Regions from separate parts of the Homo sapiens genome. Here region 2 is linked to region 1. Evidence: chromatin loops called from intact Hi-C (ENCODE). Cell type or tissue: Calu3. All regions are shown on one strand. Links, peaks and the distances in the headings refer to the core of each region. The heading gives the core; the rest is flanking DNA. Region 1 has its middle 180 kb from the start of PIK3R1. Region 2 has its middle 120 kb from the start of PIK3R1.

What was found. Peaks named below come from ENCODE experiments on the same cell type or tissue, not always from the same donor. Only the 100,000 strongest peaks of a DNase experiment are listed, where the experiment ranks them.
Region 2: it touches region 1 in a loop (1.9-fold over the local background); 7 of 110 quality-filtered maps call a loop at or near these places.

Annotation. Positions count from the first base shown.
Region 1 is chr5:68,389,977-68,401,234 of GRCh38, reverse strand. No RefSeq gene overlaps it. Among named protein-coding and RNA genes, the nearest start is that of PIK3R1, 180 kb to the right of the region's middle. In Calu3, for the core only: no CTCF peak of the experiment used is centred there; DNase peaks (open chromatin) are centred at 4,344 and 5,004.
Region 2 is chr5:68,328,756-68,340,013 of GRCh38, reverse strand. No RefSeq gene overlaps it. Among named protein-coding and RNA genes, the nearest start is that of PIK3R1, 120 kb to the right of the region's middle. In Calu3, for the core only: no CTCF peak of the experiment used is centred there; a DNase peak (open chromatin) is centred at 5,873.

The sequences.
Region 1 (11,258 bases), core at 985-8,984:
CAGGTATTTCTTTGTAGCAATGCAGGAAAGCCTAATACATACCATCTAACAGATATGCTAACCAGAGCTGACACTGTCTAACAAATAATACTGACCAAACACTGAATGTGGAAGAGACGCTGAAGTCTGAAATGTTTTATAAACCATCTGAGATTTTTCCTTTTAAATCCATGTGTGGAAACTCTCAATTTATATTTAGTATTCAGTTCATGATAATTCCTTGGTCCATAATTAATTTTTCCTGCAAATTCAAGCTTTTAAAAAACTCTTTTTATTACCTGGATATTGGGTAGGATTGTGGGGGTGTGAACTTGGATAAACAAGAAATGTTTCTCTGAATGGCAGAATATATGGGTTTCTGTTACAGACTGATAGACTCTAAAGGCATAGCAATTTAGTGTGCATGTTAAGAAGTACTGTTTCATAGAACATATTTGAGATATTCCCTCTAATTAGCAAAAAAAAAGTACCTGGTCAAAGAAAGGTCAGTCCCATTTAAGGTTATTGTTGGGGAGAGGTGTTTGATGTGGTCACTGATGATTTGCCGATGGTGTAACCATTGGGGTGTCTCCTAAAGTATCGATACACATACATGTGTATATATATGTGTGTGTATATAATATACATAATATATATAATATACACATGTGTCAGTCTGTTTTGTGCTGCTATAAATGTAATTTATAAAGAAAAGAGCTTTCATTAGCTCACAGTTCTACAGGCTGTACAAGCGTGGCACTGGCGTCTACTTCTGGTGAGGCCTCAGGAAGCCTACAATCGTGGCAGAAAATGAAGTGGGGCAGTGTGTCCTATGGTGAGAGAAAGAGCAAGAGAGGAGGAGGTGCTAGGCTCTTTTAAACAATCAGCTCTCATGTGAACTCAGAGTGAGAACTCACTCATTTCCTAGGGCACCAAGCTGTTCATGAGGGATCCATGATCATGACCCAAACACCTCCCACTAGGCCCCACCTCTAACACTGGGGATCTCATTTCAACATAAGATTTGGAAGAGACAAATATTCAAACCATATCAATATCACATGTATATGTTGACTTTCTTTATAAGCTACAAAGAAATACACAACAAAATGTCTATAAGGAGAAAGTCAACAATAGTATTTATAACACCTCAACACTACTTCACAGAGTAACCAATATTAAGTTTGGTGTGAATAATTCTCTGTATATCTATATCTTAATTGGCTTTTTCCCAAAAAAATATACAAAAAACACTTCTCACCTAAGCTTTTCTCACATAGCGGCATACCCTGGACATGGTCAATATTCTATAGTCATTACATAAAGCTCCAGCTCATTTTCTGTGACACCTACATAACATCCATGGTGTGCCTGTAACATATTTGTGATTATCTAGGTTGTATCCAGTGTTTTGCCTTTTGAGCAATAAATATTTTTGTAGCTGCATCCTTGTATAATGATGTAGCATGAATCTCTAAGATGGATTTCTAAGTTAAAATGATATATATTTCAAATAGTACTAGAAAGTGCCTTTCCAAAAAAGTTTTAGCAGTTCCCATTCTCACTGAATTGTTTTTTTAAGTGCCCCTTTCCCTACCCCTCACTCCTGCTGGATGTTTAAATATTTGTTGTTTAATATAGTAGCCCTTAGCCATATGTGGCTACTGAGCACTTCCAATGTGGTGCTTCCCCTTCCGCCATGATTGTACTCTAGTGGAAATGTACTATAAATGTAAAATACATGCTAGATTTCAAAGATGTAGCATGAGAAAAAAATGTAAAATAATAATTTTTATATTGATTATATGTGGGAATATTTTAGATAGGTTAAACAAAATTTATTTCTAAAATTAATTTCACCTGTTTCTTTTTATTTTTTGAAATATTTGGCTGCTAGAAAATATAAAATTACAATATATCATGCACATTTGTGGCTTCGACTGTATTTCTGTTGAACAGCAATGTTACAGGTATTTAAAATTTTTGCCAGATGACATTGAATCATTGCCTGAATAGGTTGTTTTGTTTTCATTTAAATTTTGAGTAGGTAATGTATGTACAGAGCACACAATTCGAAAGGAAAAACGGTGCGAGAAATGTCATTTTCTATGATGCTACAAAAAAATTACTATAAACTTAGCGGCTCAAAACATTACGAATATATTCTCTACAGTTCTGGAGATCAGAAGTCCAAAATGAGTTTCGAGGAGTGTATTAGTCTGTTTTCACACTATATAAAGAAATGCCCAAGACTGGGTAAGTTATAAAGGAAAGAGATTTAATTGACTTACAGTTCTGCATGGCTGGGGAGGCCTCAGGAAACTTACAATCAAGGCAGAAGGGGAAGCAAGCACCTTTTTCACAAGACAGCAGGAGAGAAAGGAGTGAGCAAAGGGGGAAGAGCCCCTTATAAAACCATCAGATCTCATGAGAACTCACTCACTATCATGGGAACAGCATGGGGGAAACCGTACCCATGATCCAGTCACCTCCCTCCCTTGACACATGGGGATTACAATTTGAGATGAGATTTGGGTGGGGACATAGAGCCAAACTATATCAGGGAGCTAAACTTAAGACATCAGCAGGGCTGCATCTCTCTGGAGGCACTAGGACAGACTTCACTGCCTTGCTGTTTCTCAGGTTCTTGAGGTAGCTGGCCTTCCTTAGTCTGTGGCCCCCTTCTGTCTTTAAGGCCATCAATTGACATGTCAAATTGTCACTGCTTTTTCTTTTTCTGCCTCTCTTTTTTTCCACTTTTTAAAAAGTTTTATTGAAATACAATTGTCATACTGATAGTTCACCCATTTAAGAGTATAATAATCCTGTGGCTTTAGTATATTCACAAAATTGTTCATTCATCACCACAACCAATTTTAGGTAATTTTCATCACTTTTAAAAGAAACCCCTTATTCTGAGTCATCACCCACATGCCCAGCCCTCCATCATTTCCAGCCTTGGGCAACCAGTAATCTACTTTCTGCCTCTATAGATTTGTCTATTCTAGATATTTCATATAAATGGAACCAAACAATGTGTGGTCCTTTGTGACTAGTTTTTTTCACTCAGCATAATGTTGTCAAGATTCATCCATGTTGTAGCATCTATTAATTCCCTTTAATTGCCAAATAATGTTCTATTGTATCTCTCTTCTACTTCTAAAGATCCTTGTGATTACATCAGGCCCACCCAGACAGTCCAGGACAATCTCCCTGTCTTAAGCTCAACTAACTAATCTTAATTCCATCTGTAATCTTCATTCAACTTTGCCATGTAACCTACCATATTCATAGATTCTGGGGATTATGATGAGTACATATTTGGGGGGCAATTATTCTGTCCATAGCAGTGCCCAACTTTAGGGAGTGCCATTCAAAGGAGAACATAAGTACCCCTCTTCCCAGAGACAAGACTCTTACCAGTGTCTTGTATCTTTTTTAATACTTAAATACTTGGAGAGTCCATTCATTTCCTAGGGATGCTTTTACAATTTACCGCAAACTAGGTGACTTAAGACAGAACTTTATTCTGTCATGGTTCTGGAGGGCAGAAATCCAAAATCAAGGTATTAGCAGAGCTCCACAGGCTCTAGAAGAGAGTCTATTTCTTGCCTCTTCCAACTTCTGGTGGCTCCAGGCATTCCTTGGCTTGTGGCTGCATCACTCCAATTTCAGTCTCTGTCTTCACATGGCCTTGCCCTCTGTGTTCTCTCTTCTGTGCCTTCCCTTGTGTCTCCTATAAGGACAATTGTCATTGGATTTAGAGCCCATGCAGATTGTCTAGGATGATCTCATTTCAAGGTTCTTAACTTAATTACATCTGCCAAAACCTCTTTTCCAAATGAGGTTACATTCACGTGTTCAGAGGTTAGGATATGAACATATCTTTTTGGAAGCCTTCATTCAACCCACTGTGGAGATAATTCTGTATCAATACATGTAGCCTTATTCTTTTAAGCAACTGCGTAGTTGTTCTTGGTAAGAATATATTGTACAGGTATCATATTGATGGATGATAAGTTTGTTCTACTTATGGGTTTTCATTTGGTTGTCAAAATATTTGAAATGGCTTACATAATTTCATAAAGGTGTAAACTTTAAGAAAAATGAGGGCTCATTTAGACCAGCACATGGGTGGAATTACACAAAGGAACCTCAGGGAGGCTCTCGGGTATGCCCCGTGCTGTTATTAAACTGGAGATGATCTCTTAGTGAAGGAGGTGCTGTGTCTGGGAGTATTTCAGCAGGATTCTATTCAGGCTTATAAGGGAACCCAAGGTCACTCTCTGACCAGGAAATAGGGTAGATCCCTGGTTGGCTCTTTGCCATCATTCTTAAACACTGCAGGGGGCATGAGCTTGCCTAACCAGTGAGGTAATATTTACAGATTGCTTGGGGATCCTTAGTGTGCAGATAGCCAGGTACGCCCACATCCAGGAGCAGCCTCTTCTCTCTGGGAAGAACAGAGGGCCTGGAACCTGATTACTTTTTAACCGAGTGCTTGCCAGTATGACAAATGCCCTGCCCAAACACCACACAATCTGTACGTGTGTGCAGAACACTGCCTCATGAAGGCAGCGTTTGATGAAATCTCCCTCTATGTATGATTTCAATGCTACGTTTTATGCCCATTTCTTTATTCTTTGCGAGTTTTACAAGTGAGAGTTTAATATGCAAGTGAGTTGTTTGGTTCATTTACCTACTTCCCTTCCCCCTCAATGCACATGTGCACACTCACCTTTAAAAGAAATCACGCCAGGTCAACTTGGGCTATTGTGTTTCTTAGGTAAGGCTTTTTAGATAAAAACCTGAGGTGAGACACAGCCTGCTTACAGTGGCTTCTGGCCCAGAAGCAGTTTGCACAGATTATATTACACAAAGGCATAATTCAGACAGGGCTCCCAAACAAGGGCATATTGTATCATTGTCACCTGGCTGGGAGTCCTGTTAATGGTTTACATGCCCAAGTCCTCCCATTTAAACCTACACATTCCATTAGGTGGGAAAAACCTCAGGGCTGCTTCTGGCCATCTGTGCAGATGGTCTGAATTCAAGGAGACCTTAAAACTTGGGTGCAGAGGACCTCCTTTCCCCTCCCCCTTCCTCATTCTTCCACTGTCTGTCTCCTCCCCCTGGAGCTGGGCTGGCTTCTCCTGTGACTTTGAGCCTTCAGGGCCCTTCTCAGGGTTCAGGTCTAGCCAAGCATCACGAGGTTTGAGGGGTGGAGGGTAGGTGGTGAGTAAACAGCCCAGAGCAGCACCTCTCCCACCCCCAAGGAAGTAGCTGCTTCAGTGGCTGCTAGGGGTGACTTTCTAGCTCTTTGAGAGCTAGAACTGATTGTTGTATATTCTCTACAGATTGCCCAAGAAGACAATCAGATAACAAAATAACACATTGTCTGATTCTTCATGTATCCTTCAGGAGAATACAAGCAAGCTGCCTTCCTTAACACCGATGGGGGAAATCCCCTCACCTCTTTGCCACATGATGAAACTCTAGTGGGATAATATGAGGATCATGCAAGCTGACATTCAATGAGTGTTCTCAGACTTGTCCAGCCCAGGGCCAAGGCCAGGGCTGGGCTCTTTATGGGGATAATCCCAATCAATCCTCATAAGTACCTTATGAAGTAGTGCTAAAAGAAAAACTTCAGCCGAATTAAATTTAAAGGAGTATAATTGAGCAATGAACGTTTCGAGAATCAGGCAGCACCCAGAATCACAGCAGGTTCAGAGAGACTCCATCGCAGCCACGTGGTGGAAGAAGATTTATAGGTTAAAAAAAACGGGAAATGACATACGGAAGTTGAAGTGAAGTACAGGAGCAACTGGATTGGTTACAGCTTGGTGTCTGCCTCATTTGAACATGGTTTGAACAGTTGGCTACATTTGATTGGCCCAAACTCAGTGAATGGCATAGATGTGGGCTACGGTCAGATTACACCTCTACTTGTTATAGTTCACGATGTATGGAAAAACCTTTAGGCCTATCTTAAATATGTAAGGCGGCAGCTTTAGGCTAAACTTGATTAACAGTAGGTACTATGATTGACAGCATTTATGCAGAGGAAGAATCTTACAGTATGGAGAGATCAAGAAACATGGTCTAAGTCACATCCTAATAAGGCTCATGAAAGGACATAGAGACAGGAGAGGGGACTGGCCTCACTGCAAGTATCCCCGGTGTCACTGCTATGCCCACTTTCTCATTGGCTAAGCCTTACCCTATTTGGGACACACTGACAAGTGCCTGGAAAGGGCAAGAGGCCAAGGAGCAGGTATGAATTGGAAGTGAGGGGCTATTTCTCTGATTAAGTCCAGAATATACAGATGAAGTAGTGCCTCACCACAGCTTCCATCCCCATGAGGCTAGATGGCTAGGCAAGTTCTTCAAAAAGTAGGAGTGACCATGGACCTTTTCTTCTCTTTGCAAACAGGCCATTAATATTGAGGATGATCTTTTCTTCATCATAATCCTTACCTTGATTATACATAAAATGCTTTGTGTCAATTCTCAGGTGGACCTAAGACTCTTTTTGGAGCCATGCTGGCCCTTTTCTCTCAGCAGTCAGTATGGTCAAAAGCATCTTTCCTAGTGAACAGATATGGTCCAAATGAAGGCTGGCCACTTGTCATTCGTGCTGGGCCTCCTGGGGGACACCCAAGAATGCTTCCTATAATCATTTATCCCCTCGGAACTTTCTCTACTATTTGTGGCAATGACCGGCACTAGTAATATTCTAATATCTAACCTGCTTCTTGGGTCAGAACAAGGGCATTTACATAAGTACAGAAGTGTCTACATTGGGTGAGCTAAGGAGAGATGGGAAAATCCTCTGTTCTTGCATATTTCATCACTCCTTAGGATCTCCAATACTCCTAGGATTTCACCATTAGATTCAATGCTTGGGTTAAGCATATTCCTCTCCAGGTCTTTTATCAGTTAAGGCTGAGCTTGGTTGCATGTTACAGAAACTCAACTTCAGAGGATTAACCAAGTTACTTATTTTTTTTTCAATGTAATGAGAAATCTTGTTATAACTAGTGCAGAATGGTGCACCACCTTGAAAAAGTTGCCAAGCACCCAGGACCCTTCCAGCCTCTTACTCAAGTGCCTTTTGTGTGTGGCTTTTGGCTTCATGGTTGTGAATGGCAGCTGCTCCTCTTGTGCCCATCACTTCTGCATTCCAGGAGAGTGGGGAGAAAGAACAAAAGCAACAAAGCTCAGAGCCAGCAAAATCTGTCTGTATATTAGGCAGGAAATTTCCTTCCCAGAAACTCCAATTCCATCTCATATTCGCTTGTGAAAGAAAGTTTAAGAGGGTCAGTATTTTTAACTGGACACAATGCTTCCCCAGACAAAGTTGGGGGCTCTGTTAGCAAGGAAAAAGGAGAGATCAGCTCAGAAGTAGGGAGTTGGCAATGTCAGCCACACCATCTTTTGAACAGGAGATGGTTTAGAAAATTAACATATTTTGGGAGATTAGCATATTAAGTTGTTAATAAATAATTGGGGTATAGTAGGCAGATATTGTTTTCCCTCAACTAAAGGAACCAAGGACAACATAGAGACACTGGACTCTTTGAGGGTGGGGATTGTTGAAAGAAGGTTAGGGATAGAAAACTATAACTTTCTCTTCTTAACAAATTTGCTCAGGGTTAGCTTTGCTTCTAGGACATGGCTCAGTTTCCTCTGGTCCAGATTTCTAATCCTTGGCATTATTAACATTTTGGGCTACATAATTCTTTGATGCAGGGCCTGTCCTGTGCATTGTAGGATGTTTATCCTGTCTTCTACCAGCTAGAAGCCAGTAGCACTGTCCCCTCTCCCTCCAGCTGTAATAATCAAAACTGTCTCCAGACGTTGCCAGCTTGCTCCCAGTTGAGAATCACTGCTCTACTCTGTTCTGTACCACAAAAGACTGCTTGTAAAACTCACCTCTTCTTTTTTTTTTTTTTTTTTTGGTTTTGAAATAAGAGTGGAATTTGCCAGCTTACCAGCAGCAGAAACTAGCCAAATCTGATAGCGCCAGGAGTGCTTCTCAGCAAAGTTTGTCCTGCACATCTGCACAGCAGCTAGACTGGGTACTACCTTGACAGGTTGGCACCCACAGCACAGCCTTCTTAGCCCCTTGTATTCAAAGCTCACACTCATGGGCAGAACTCATGGTAGCCAGAGCAAACAGGCACAAAAGTAGAGTTGCCAGACTTAGCAGATAAACATACAGGATGGCCATTGAAGTTAGAAGTTCAGATAAACAACAAATAACTTTTTAGTGTAAGTATGCCCAGTGCAACCCTAAATAGGAACAATGGATTTACGTTTTCAGTGTGGATAAATCTTGAGTTCAGCTTTTGCAGCTAAATTTCATGTCACTTTGCACAGTCTAGCAAATACTTCCTGTTCCTACCACCAAGTATGCAAACGTTCTTATGGGAAGTCATCAGACTTGAGTGTGTACCCTTGCCCTGACCTTGAACTCCAGGTGGTACCAAGCAAAGTCACTAGGCACTCAGATTGCAGTGCTTATTTCTGCATCTTCAGATCTTGAATGCATCAAGGCCTTTTCATTTTCCCTAAGTAAGTGATCATCTGGCTGTGTGCTATTCCTTGTTCTGCATATCTGGGTGGCACAAAGAGGGTGTTTCCTAGGCCAGGGGCAGGACTGTGTTACCAGAGAAAACCCAGGTCAGCATCAGACTCTCCAGGGCCCAGTTGCTGGCAATGGAAAAGAAAGGCATTTTCCCCCTTCAGGTGGAAGCATTGAAGTTCCACCTGAAAATCCATTGAAAGTATTTCCAAAAAAATATATCTATATATATATCTCAAGATGGTTAGGCTCCCTGGAATGCTGCAGGACAGAAGTACTTGTGATATACTGATATGGTTTGGATTTGTGTCCCCTCCCAAATCTCAGTTTGAATTTTAATCCCCAATGTTGGTGGAGGGGTGTGGTAGGGGGGTGATTGAATCATGGGGGTGAGGATGGATCATGCTGTTCTTGTGCTAGTGAGAGTTCTCATGAGATCTGGTTGTTTAAAAGTGTGTAGCCCCTCCCCTTTCTCTCTCTTCATCCTACTCCAGCCATGTAAGATGTGCCTACTTCCCCTTCACCTTCCACCATGATTGTAAGTTTCCTGAGGCCTCCCCAGCCCTGCTTCCTGTAAAACCTGCAGAACCGTGAGCCAATTAAACCTCTTTTCTTTATAAATTACCCAGTATCAGGTAGTTTTTTTATAGCAATTTGAGAATGAACTAATACATATCCTATGCAAATCTGAGAGCTAACTTAGAGAGTCAATGCATATTAGTGTGTTAAGGTCTGGAGAATCCCTGCATTAAAGAAGCCTATTTGACTTGGTCTAAACCAGGTTTCTCAAAGTTATCAGACGGATAGTCTTTTGCTTGCCTAGTAACTATTAACAGAATATATTTGGGCATTTATTGCCCATGGGATAACCCAAAGAAATAGCAGATATTTGACAAATATTTGTTGTGTATTTATACTGTGCTTGGCCAGATGCTTGAGATATGGAAGTTTTTCTTTCACCTTTTAATTCTTAAATTAGTTGCAAATATTTAATTAACTATAATTATTTGTTTAACATCTGACTCCCCCAGTAAAAGCTCCATGAGGGTAGGGAAGGTGTCTCTCTTATTCACTATTTTATGGCCAAATCCTAATGGTTCTTGGCTTATTGTAGATGCTCAGTAAATATTAGTCAAATAAATAGAGATGAGCAACACAGTCTTTGCCCTGTCGGACGTCTCTTCTTATACAGTGGTGTTCATGGAGCTGCAGAGCAGAATGATGGGAGGAAATGTTTTAAAATACAGGTGTCTGTCCCCACCACTGGAAATGTGAAAAGATCAGGAGATAGTGCTCAATAAGGTTTAGGATTGAGACAATGTCTCTGACTCTTCAGGAAATGCACACATACCACACTTTGCTTAGACTCCTTTGCTGAATCCTCTATTTTGACTACATAGGCCAGCAAATCTGGGGCTAGGTTGTGCCCTAAAGAGGCCTCAGGAGAAAAGCCACTTGACCTGGAAGCCAGGTGCTCATCAAAGGGCAACAAACTTTTGTTTTCAAGGGACAAGAATAAAGCTTATTTAAAAAAACCAAAAACTTTTAGAACATGTTGGTGTGATAGAGATGGAGTAGGAGGAACATTCGTTTCCAGAAGGCATTTGATTTCCTTTTTGAACCATAACCTGTGCTCAAACGGTAAATTTCAGCTCTAACCTCCCTCTTCCTTTCCCAAGTTCCTTACCCCTCATACAGTTTCCCTTTAGGAGTGCTCAAAATGATTGTAAAATGAGCTTTTAGTTTTTGGCTTTTCTCAAGACAGAACAAATACCTGTTTCAGCCCGAGGTAGGTGTTTGGCTTCCCTGAGTCTCATCTCCTGTTACTGTCCCTCATTTTTATTGCGGGGGGCAAACCATCTACCTGGGGAAGGCTTTCCAGGACACGTATACACACACACACACACACACATACACACAAACAAACACACACACAGCCATAGAATTTTCACTTACATGGGGTTATTATAAAAGCTGACTATTCAACTTCTGTGCAATGCTTTGAACATAGGCATAAGTCTAAATATAACTGCATCTCACATCAATAATCTTGGATATAAAGAAATTTGAACTCATTTAGTGTATCAGGATCTGGTTTGCTGTATGTATAGTGCCTAACAAGATAATTTCAGAGTGTTTAGATGTCTTTTACACTGAATTTTCATGTGGATATATGACTTCTTTGTTTATTAATATGTGCATGCCATTATGCAGGTATCCATTCTTCAATCTACTGAAACATGAGGAATTGTTACCTTAACTTGGCTTCAGAGTCCTTATGTCCTCAATAGCCCCCTTCCTTGGAAAGGGATAATTCTTGTTATTCATTTATACCTGTCTCTTTCTCACACAATTACCAGAAAAAATAGAAAAATTAAATAGATTTAGCAGTTATTAAGAAGCTAGCATTCATAAAATTTCAAGGCATAGACCGGTAGCAGTGGCTTGAGTGAATAGCACAATATCCTACTTATAGAATTTAGAGCAGGTATTTGATCTAAACTAAAAAAAAGTTCAGTTCCACATATTTTGTTCCATTCAACTGCTCTTATTATGTTAAGCATGAAAGTAATTCTGGCTGATTTATATGAGCTCTTCTTCTACTTTCATATTAATGTTTTCTCCACCTTCAGAACATTATCCGGCACTGTATTCAGGCACTGTATCTGTCAAAGGAACCTCACCTTCT
Region 2 (11,258 bases), core at 1,924-9,923, 62 kb after region 1:
ACATCCAGAGAGGCTAAAGAATTTGTCTAGACACAATGTGAAAGTGGCTGAGTTGGGATAGGCATCCAAGAGGCCTATTAGCACAGATCACCCTCCTCTTACCACTCTGCTATGCTCTCTCCCTTTGAAATCACACAGGTCTGGGACTGGGGAGTAAGGCGACTCAACGCTTCTCTCCACCTGAAAACATTCTGTCCTCTACCTATGTTGTATTTCCAGCCTGTGATCTAGCTGGAATTTTTTTCCTTCCTTGGCTGTTTGTTCAAAAGACTGAAATGAAGGTTAAGTAGGAAGCCTGGTAGGGAGGTTGGGAGCTGGAGAATTTACTAATGAAATTGAATGAGGCTGCCTGTCTGCCATGAAATTTGCCCTTTGCCCAGTACCCCAGCATGATCTCAGTGGAGCACAGGCAGCCCCTCACCAGGGCTGACCAGGGCAAGTTTCAGTGGGAACACAAGCACAGACCACCTCATGGATGTGTTGGTTTTGATAGGAACTGATCCATGTCATCCTGTATGTAACGTTTGTCTCTGTGTCCAAGTTAAAAAAGAAAAAAGAAGAAAGGAGAGAGCAGAAATGAAGAATCAGCAGTAAATACAACAGTTCCTAGGAATTGGTGCAAACTCTTTGTGACAGACCCACAGGCTAACTATTTGTTCTATATAAATTAGTAAATGTATACATGAATAGCAATAAATAAATTATATTATAAATTAATAACCTCTTAGTATTTTTTTTCTACAAAATGTGAGATAGAGAACACAGAGTTTGGATTAGCCATACCTGGTGACCCATCCTGCTTCTGCCAATTCCCTGAGCAGGTTACTTAACCTCTGGGTCTCAGTTTCTTAAGATTTAATTGTGGGTAATATCTGCTTGAAAGAGTGAGATGTGAAGATTAGAAATAATGCATGCAGGGGAGGCTCTCAATAAATGGTAGCTAATATTATGATAACCACTCTAGAATTCATTTCCAAAGGTAATAGAATGTCTAAAGATGAACCATAGGAAAAGTATAGACTTTTGGTCTGTATGATTTCAAAAATAATGATACAGAATTTTGATGCCTATATTCCTGCTCCTGTGAGCTAAAAATACTACAGGTAAATAGCAATTCTGTATCTGCCATTCCATTTGATCCTTATAATAGTCCTATAGTATATAATAGGGTATTATTTTCCTCATTTAAAAAATTATCATGTTAAGGATTAGCAAAGTTAAATGGTTTGCCCTTAAAATTTATAAGGAGAAGAGCTGAGACACATACGAGTGTTCTGAAACCATATTCACAGCTCATTCTACCTGACCACACTAGAATCTATATATCAGTTCTCTTTGAAGTGCCCGATGAAAATTCATACTCTTGCCTTCTCTCATATCAATTTTTAGAAAAATTGCATCCCAGAGATGGAAAGAAAGTTTATTCAGATCATACAAAAAATCAGCAAGAGGGATGGGAATTTATAAAATGAGACTTTAGTATGTGACCAATTAGGACGCCCAAGGGGATCCTGAAAAGGCGTGAGCTCTCCTGCTTGCTAGCTGTGCAACTTGGGCAAGTTAACCATATTAGGCTGGAGCTTTTCAAGTTCCCAGGTTCTGAATTAAGAATAACAGTGTCAACTTCATAGTGTTGCTGTGGTGATTGAATTCGATAATAGATGTGCACCTGGCAAATCGATGCTCAATAGATGTGGGTTTCCTTTACCTCATGCCTTAGCTTGACAAGTGAGCACTTGGCAAAGTCTAGTAACCAAAGCCCTGGAGTCATGAAGCCTTCTCATGCCCACAAACTACCGACAGTGGATGCTTGACAGGGTGGCCAAGCATCTCAGCAGTTCTCAGCCTCAGCTGTCTGAAAGCAGAGCTGTTCCTAGAAGGGGCACTGAGAATACTTTGGCCTCTGAAGGGAGATTGATTCCCTCTGTAAGTGGTTTGCCAGTAAGGGTGTTAATTCAATCCAAATGTTGGAGTGGTTTGTCTGCTCTGAGTGACTTGGATGCTGATAACTAATAGATATGGGAGCACTAAAGTTCAAGCTTAATGTGAACATATGGTCACCTAAGAACAAGACTGGGACCATTAGCTCACAGTATGAGGGCTACAAGTTTCTATGAAAGGATCACAGCATTCACTTGCTATGCTTCTGAGAGCAATGGCAAGTTGTGGGTCCCATTACCAATGATCGAAGCCTCATTCTTCTGACCCTATTGGTATGCTACCTGCACATGTGTAGCATTACACCAAAGATGGGAGTGGGGAATCCATTTGATTCTAAGGAGGCAAGCCTTTCCTGCTAGTGTTCCCTTCTTCTTGGCAGACAAGGTAATTGAAGACATTAGAAAGTTTTGGCTTTCTCTGTCCGTGTGTATATGGGTATTTATGCAAGCTCATAAATTATCCTTAAAGGAGTACTGTTCTCCTAACTGTCTCCTTCTATACGACCATGATATGGAGCATACCGTGAGTCAACTCCTGTGAAGATTGTTAGAAAAATCTCCATTCTGAAGTCCAGGCTGTGTGCATGCCTCTCAACTTGGGCTAATTTACTAGGTCTGTGGGTTTGGCCCTGACTTCTCGGCCTGTAAAGTTTGAGTTCTTACAGTGCCCCACCCAACTTGGCCTGGTGAAAAAATATCCAGTTATTTGTCTGTGTTTTGCTTTGGTTTTAGTATGTTCTAATTCAACATCTATGTTTCAGGCGAGAAGGGCAATCAAATGATACACAAACTCTGGGCTGCCTTGACTCCAGGAAGGACACAAGGGATCAAGAAGGCCTTGTTCTCTGGCACCTTCTTCATGTTTTGTCTACTCCCCCATCACAGGAACCATGGCATCTGCCTGCCTTGTCTGGCCAGTGTCCCCTTTTATCTCTGGGAGGTCTCTCCAGCCCAGTCCTCATCCTGAAGGGCTCAGTCATATCTAAACACCTCTGTGCCTGTGCTTCCTGGGGCAAGGGTGCTAGAAGCCTGAGCCACAGTGTGTTAATTTCCTATTGCTGTAGTGAAAATTAAAATAACTTTAGTGGCTTTATTAGCTTTAGTGGCTAATAAAACATAGATTTATTATCTTATATTTCTGGAGATCAGAAGCCTCACAAAAGACTCAGCTAAAATCAAGGCTTCGGCAGAGTTGCATTCCTTCTGGAGACTCTAAGGAAGAATCTAGTTTCTTGTCTTTTCTAGCTTCTAGAGACCACCTACATTCCATAGCTCATGGCCCCTTCCTCCATTTCAAAGCTAGCAAGGTGAGGCTGAGGCCCTATGCTGCCATCTCTCTTATTCTCTCTCTTCCATTTATAAAGAACCTTGTGATTACATTGATTTCACCTGGCTAGTCCAGGATACTCCTTCCATCTCAAGATCAGCAGATTAGCATCCCTAATTCCATCTGCAACCTTAATTCATCTTGCCATGTAACCTAACATATTCATAGGTCCTGGGGATTAGATGGTAGACACATTTGGGGGCCATTATTTTGTATACCATACACATTCATCCTTCTTCCATGAGGCAGAGTTTGTATAGGACCATTGCTGAAAGTAGTCCTGGTCACATGCTGGACTTAGGGCAGCACCACCCTTGAACTGTCTCCTCCTGGTCATTGATAAATGATGATGATCAGCCTCCCTTGGCAGCCTTCCCAGGGATGTAGTCTAAATCAGCTTCCAGGGATCCTAATGTCCTTTCCTTTTCAGCTGACACTTGCTCTGTGTCCTCAGTAATCACTCTGTGACCAGTTCACCAAACTCTACCTTAGATGGAAATTTCATTTGGGGGAAACATGGCTGAACAACTTTTTCTGAGGCTTTAAACATCTGATTGCTTAGTTTGCTCCAAAAATATTATCAGCCTCAGGTCTAGTCCTGGGGCTATTGGTAAGTCTAAAGTGGTTAAGTTGTGCTTCCCCCACCAGTCCTGGGGATAGCAAATGACTTAGGACTTACAATCAAAGCATTCAATCCTCTGGCCACAGTCCTCACCTAAAGATGAACGTATGACCCAAGTCAGCTGTGGCAGAGACAGTAGTCCTCGTCTAACATTCTAAATCCTCCCTCCCATTCCTAGTCATCTTGCCGTGTCGCTAGATGTGGCCAATAAAATGTAAGAGGAAGTGCTATGGATCACTTCTGGACTGAAGCAGTGAAAATCCATGCCTAATTCTACAGTCTTTTTCTTCCTCTACTACAGCAATAAAGAAAATATTAAGTTCCAGATGGTGGAACTATAAATGGTGGAGTGTTCATCATTCCGGGTCCCTAATGACCAAGGACACATTGGGCATGTCACATGAGTGAGAAATAAGCTGGAGTGGTAAGCCTTGGATTTGGGATTCATCGTACCCACAACATAACCAGCGACTCTGACTAACATACCAGCACAATAAAAGGGCTTCCTGAGACTTTCCAGAGCTCTCAGGAAAGACTCCCCCTCTTTTGTTCTCTGACACTGCAAGCAGTAAAGACATTTTGAGCGTGGAACTTCCAGTGGCCATCTTGCCTCCGTGAGGAGAGGGCCTATCTGAAAATGAAGCCATTCAGAAGCAAGCAGAACCAAGGGATAAAGAAAACAGAATCCTGTTGACCTCATTTGAATCCTTGGATATACTTGAACCCAAAGGCTGCATGACCCTTTGAATCTCTCACTGATGTCATAAAGATATTCCCTTTTTTTGTTTTTTAGCTAATATGAAGTATGTTTTGTCCTTTGCAATATTAAGGGTCCTCATAATCATAGCCTTTTCTGCTGACTCATGTGACAATCTAGAATTATCTTTTTTCTTCTCAGGGACTCCTTCCCATGGAAAGCAAGACTTCTGCATATCAGAGTGGGGTCCTCAACACATTTGGTTGCCCCAGAGGCTATAATTCTTCTATATTCTATATGAGTGTTCCCCTATTGAAGTATAATTACATTCCTCTTTTCCATTTCCTGAGAGGGAAGAGTGTGTTAACAGTCAGCAGCAGGGACTTGAAACTGCTCGTTTTATTTTAATCACCAAATCACTCAAGGGAAAATTCACCAGTAATCAAAAATAAAACAAAGGGAAAATGAATATTGATTATCTTGACCTGCAAGTAAAAACAATAAAGAGGCTGGATGTGGTGGCTCACGCCTGTAATCTGAGCACTTTGGGAGGCCAAGGCAGGAGGATTTCTTGAGCTCAGGAGTTGGAGGCCAGCCTGGGCAACATAGTGAGACCTCATCTCTACCAAAAAAAAAAAAACAAAAAAATTTTAAAAATTAGTGGGTGTGGTGGCATGTGCCTGTGGTCCCAGCTACTCAGGAGGCTGAGGTCAGCAGGGGATTGCTTGAGCCGGGGAGATGGAGGCTACAGTGAGTCATGATCACACCACTGCCCTCCAGAGTGGGTGACAGGGCAAGACCCCATCTCTAAAAAAAGAAAAGAAAACAATACAGAGAAACTGGCGCTGCCCTTATTCCACTATAAAACTCTCTCTAGGCATTGATTTGCCTTTAGGCATTTTCCAACCATTAGTTTGGGCCTTTGGGAAAAAGATCAAAGGTTTTGAGGTTTCCCCAAGAAGGGATGATGAATGTTCATTGACTCATCCACAGTGTCTCTCTTGTTCCCTGTCTGAACCCAAAAGGAGGCATATAGGAGACCACTTCTTGGAAAGAGGTTAGAGTCTGTGGTGGGAGAATTACAAGATAAAAGGTCCACGGAGGGGTCAAACCACCAAAGTTGACCTCAGCTCCTTATTTTAACCAACTGTGCCAAATTCTGACCAGCTCCCTGGTCAGTGGGGGGCTGACCTCCACTCCCCACACATCCTAACACATGTTTCCTCAGAGTGCCCTGAATTGAACAAACAGAACCTCCAAACTTAGAAATGGCCAGTAGCCTGTAGGCGGCAGACTCATGCCCTTCTTCAACTTTGACCACAACTGTGAGTCAGTGGATAAAACTGAGTCTTTGCCAAGTATCCCTCAAATACTAACTCAGGAATTCAGCAAGATCTCTAAGATGGATGGCACAGAATATTAGGTTCAGGTTTCCAAAAAACCCATTATTACCTGATTGCTTTTGTTTAGCAAGGGAACATATATACATATTCCTGTGTGAATATGTATTGTTGACCTGGAAATTGTAATTAGAAGATTTCCAATCTCACTTTCTTAGTCATGCTAACCTCTGGTGAAGAGTCTTCAGCTTTGCCCATGCAACTGATCAAAGCTGGAATACCTTAACACTCATTTCAAAAGAATTCAGTTCTTCCTTTTAAGTACTGCTAACTTGGGCTCATGTCTAACTTGGATGAAAAGAGTAGGATGCTATTGACAGTATTTCCTTAAATTATATTTCTCATTATTCCTGATAATTATGATATTAACAATATATTTATTAGTTGACAAGATGCGATGGTCCCTATGTACTTTTACTTAGAGAATTATAGAATTTTATGTGAAGAAATTCTCTAGCCTACATGCTCCAGTTTTCTTGGCAACATTCTCCACTACTGTCTTTCACCCTTGAATGCTGCTCTTCCAGAGGCCATCTGTAGCAGGTATTGCTAGTGCCCCAGCACATCACCTCAGCGCACCTTGGATTTCAGTCACAGCCGAGACCAGACTCACTTTGAGCTGATAATGTCTCACATCAGCTGCTGGGTGCCCCAACTATGTCTACATCAGCCTAAGACCTTCTCCCAAACTGCTTACTATGCAAGTGTAGCCCTCAAGTAAACCGTCCATCTGTGGGCTTTGAGGCAGTGTGGCAGTCTACCTCCCCTAAGGGGGTTGATTCCAGGAGGCTTCCTGCAAGATTCTCAGAGGTCTCTGGATAATGCATGCTTACCTGGCTTCTCTTTTTTTCCTGTCTTATTCCCCCTGTCCCCTCTTTTTCATTACTTGGGGTCACCTCCCAAATAAGTAGGTTGCATTCAAGCCCTTACCTCAGCCTCTAACTTTGAGGGAACCCAAACTAAAATACAATCTATTCCACTGTGGTCAGTAAGCATGTGGACTTTGGACATATACTTCCTGACACTAGCTCTGTGGCCCTGGGAAAGTTTCTTAAACCTCTCTGTGCCTTGGTTTTTTTCATCTCTAAAATGGGGATAATAATAGTATCTACATTAATATAGAAGCCATTGTTTCAGAACTTTTCCTTATGGTGAGGTGAAATCTGTCCTCCTGTAAATTTCATCCTTTGGACAGAAATGGCCAACAGCTTCAGGTCACAGCAGCTCAGCTGGTTGAGATGAGGAAATGAGTTACCATTTACTGGGGTTTCCTGAATCACTTGGTAAGTCATTTCCTCTGGGCCTGGCTTTGGCTTAGTACTAAGACCATCGGAAACAAGAAATTCTTCTCTTAGAGCTTTAGTGCAAAGAACAGTGATGGGGCAAATAGATTATTTTAATAACACCTCTACATGAATGGCAGTTAACTGTTATAAAAATACTAATAAATATGCTATTGAATGCAATAATTTTCACCTTTTCAATTCTTTTCTTTTTAGATGCAGCATTATAAATATCATCAGAATATAAAATCTAACCTCCTGACAACCTGAGTTTATTACGGTAAATGTTCTATTGATAACATCTGCTTCCCTTTGATACAGAGCCTAACACTATGTTTAGATTTAATTTGCAAGTATAGAAAGTAAGTTTCAAGGAAGTGATGAAAATCAGAGACTGAGAGGCCACAATGGGTATTTGTTCAGGTCACTGAGTGGCAGATGATGTGCGTGAGAAGGAATACAGGGAAAATATATGAAATTGAAATTTTAGGCTCCTATGAGCCCTTCCCATACTTACCCAACCCTCACTTTGTCAAGCCTCTTTACTGCAAGTATGGTCCATGGGCCAGCAGTGTCAACAACACCGTGGAGCTCAATTACCATTCTATAATTTATACTTTTAATATTTATCCGTAGCAAGAAATAGGGCTCTAGCACATTTGTTTTCTCATTTTTATTATGGTGTAAGATACATAAAGTTTATCATTTTAATCATTTTAAGTGTACATTTCAGCGGCATTATAGGCATTCACATTATGTAATCATCACCACTATCTACTTTGAGAACTTTCACTTCCCCTAAACAGAAACCCTGTATCCACTAAAAAGTAACTCCCTATTACTCCATTTCTCTAGCCCCTGGTAACCTCTATTTTACTTTCCGTCTTAGCTTATTCGTTCTTAATTGCTATACTGCATGTCTTCAATAAATACTACACATATTATCTATTCCTCTATTGGGCTAAGATACTATATTTGTTTTCCATTACTGCCAGAACAAATTATCACAACCTTAGTGGCTTAAACAGCACACATTTATTATGTTGCAGCTCTGTAGTTCCAAAGTCCAATATAGGTCTCACTAGGCTAAAATCAAGGTATTGGCAGGGCTACATTTCTTTCTGGAGGTGCTAGGAAAAAATCCTTTTTATTTTGTCTTTTCCAACTTCTAGAGATTGTTCTCATTCCTCGTCCTATGCTCCCCTTCCTCCATCTTCAAAGGCAACAGCATGACAGCTCCCTGACTCTACTTCCATCATCAGATCTTTTTCTCTGACCCTCCCCTTTTGCTTTCCTTGTTCACTTTTAAGTTGGACAATTGTGGTTACATTGGGCTGACTCAGATGATCTTCCTCTTTTAAGGTCAGCTGATTTGGTAAGCTTCATTCCCCCAGCAGCTGTATCTCCTCTTTGTCATGTAACATAACACATTCACAGGTTCTGGGGATAAGAATATGAACTTCTTTGGGGAAGCCATTATTTTGCCTGTCACAGTTACTAAAACAATATTGCAGTTGATATCCATATATATACATCTTTCTATTGGTGCTCTCATGTGAGAGCTCTCTGGGCAATACATCTACAGTAGAATTTTATTTTCCTCCTTTACTCTTTGAGGTCTTTTTGGAGTCAGATTTGTCTTTATTTTGGATACAACGCTTGCTGAGACTGACCCTAAGGGAGCCCAGCTTTGTTCAGGTTGCATATGGAGGAGTTGGCCTCTGCCTGCAAGGCCTGGCCCTTGTATGTACTCCCTCACAAGTTCATAGTTTGAAAGCTTTAAGATCTATAGTGATAACTAAGAGAAAGGCGAGAAAGTACTGCAAAAGTCCAGGGAGGAGTTAGAAGCAATGATGTCTAGGCTACATGCCAAAAGAAGAGCTGTCTCTGGGATAAGGGAAATTAGAACCATCACTAGAGGGAGGAGAGTTGGCTGGAGGGCAAGGAGGTGGCCCTGACAGCTGGCTCAAAATAAGCCTGGAGGTGTTCAAGCCCAGGATATGTGTCACATGTGTGTGTGTGTGTGTGTGTATGTGTGTGTATAAGTCATGTACAATAGACCAGGTGCAGCCAGAATGCTTTCCCTTTGGAACTGATGTTATAACAAAGATGCTGCTTTTGATGAAAATATTTCTGGAATTATATTAAAACCAAAAGCACATTCTTTTGACTATCATCAGAGCAGAGAAATCACCTTTTGAGAAAAGTTTTATTTTGAAGATAACCAAAGGTAATTACAAGTCAAGTCTCATAAAAGAAGCTACCAACTGAATCACAACATTTCTGGTCAAAAAAGGAAGAAAACTGATTTTCTTACATGACTGTAGAGCAAAGTGTCCACCCATCCTTGCCACCCAGTCTGGGTTTTTTATGATTATCTCAATGTAATTTATTATAACACCCACTGTTTTTCTCAAAATGCCCCAATGTGCTTGATACATTATTATACACTATCCTGATGGCAATTTTGAAAAAGAGGTAACAAATATATAAGCAATGATAAGATTTTGGGATTAGTGCTCAAGTTGATAATGTGACTGCTTTTAAGAACACATTGATATAAATGTACAAGTTCTGGTATGTTTGCTTTCAAAAATACGCAAATAAACCACCCTCTATACTTTCCTTGGCTTTACTATAAATTCATGAACACACAGCAGGCAATAGAGTTGTGATATGACCATGACTGGCAGCAAACCACTCTCCTTCCCTTTTACACACTGTCAGAATGAGTTTTTATGAATTTCCTCCTGCATATTGTCCTTGATATTATTTACTGTAACTAGGATTTATCTCAATAATAATGCGAGGAGAAAATGAAGGAGCTTGTGTAGTATAACATATTCTGGGTCCTATAGTCCCACAGGAATGGCCTTGACTAGGGGCATGGTTTTCTTCTGGGGGCCAGTATAAAATCAGAAGTTGTGGGTTGAACCATGACACTGTAATGAGAAAGTTGTGAGGAGAAAGCGTGAGAACTATTGCTGTAATGTGGGCAGATTATTCTTGCGCAATGCCAAGCACTTAATTCCATGCACACGCTATCTTCCTTCTCATATTGAGGAAAGATATACTGGCATCATTTATAAATATGATCTCAGTCATTATCATAATACACTTTCCCAAAAGCCAGAGAGGGCAAAAATACTTCGTGGGGACTTGTCAATATTGATATAACATCATAAAATTGTATTAGAAACATGAAGACATAATAATGACACTTCGGACTATTTTAAGCTAAAGAATGTAAATAGACAATGTTTCAAATAGAAACCCTTCTGATATCAAAAATAATAACTTTGCAATAGGCTGTATATCTGAGGGTTCTGTCAACAAAGAATATCAGAATAGAATCACAAACCATAGTGATAAAACACAGAATCAAAATTAAACAGTTTCAACTGTTTTTATTGAACTCTTTCCTCCCAAGGAGGTCAACATAATAAAGATGTTTGATTATCTTCCCAAGCTGGGCTCTATTTGAGAAGGTAGTATAGGCAAGACTGGGTCAAAAGAGGGGTGGGGAAATCAACAATTGATAAACAAAGGTTTCCTTTTTTAATTTAACTTTTATTTTTAGTTCAGGGATACATGTGCAGGTTTGTTATACAGGTAAACTAATGCCATGGGGGTTTGTTGTACAGATTATTTCATCACCCAGGTGTTAAGCCTAGTACCCATCAGTTATTTTTCCTAATCCCCTCCCTCCTCCTACCCTCCGCCCTCTGAAAGGTCCCAATGTGTGTTGTTCCCCTCTATGTACCCATGTGTTCTCATCATTTAGCTCCCGCTCATAAGTGAGAACATGTGGTATTTGGTTTTCTGTTCTCGCATTAGTTTGCTAAGAATGATGGCCTCCAGCTCCACCCATATTCCTACAAAAGACATGATCTCATTCATTTTTGATGGCTGCAGAGTATTCCATGGTGCATATGTACCATATTTTCTTTATCAAATCTGCCATTGATGGACATTTAGGTTGATTCCAT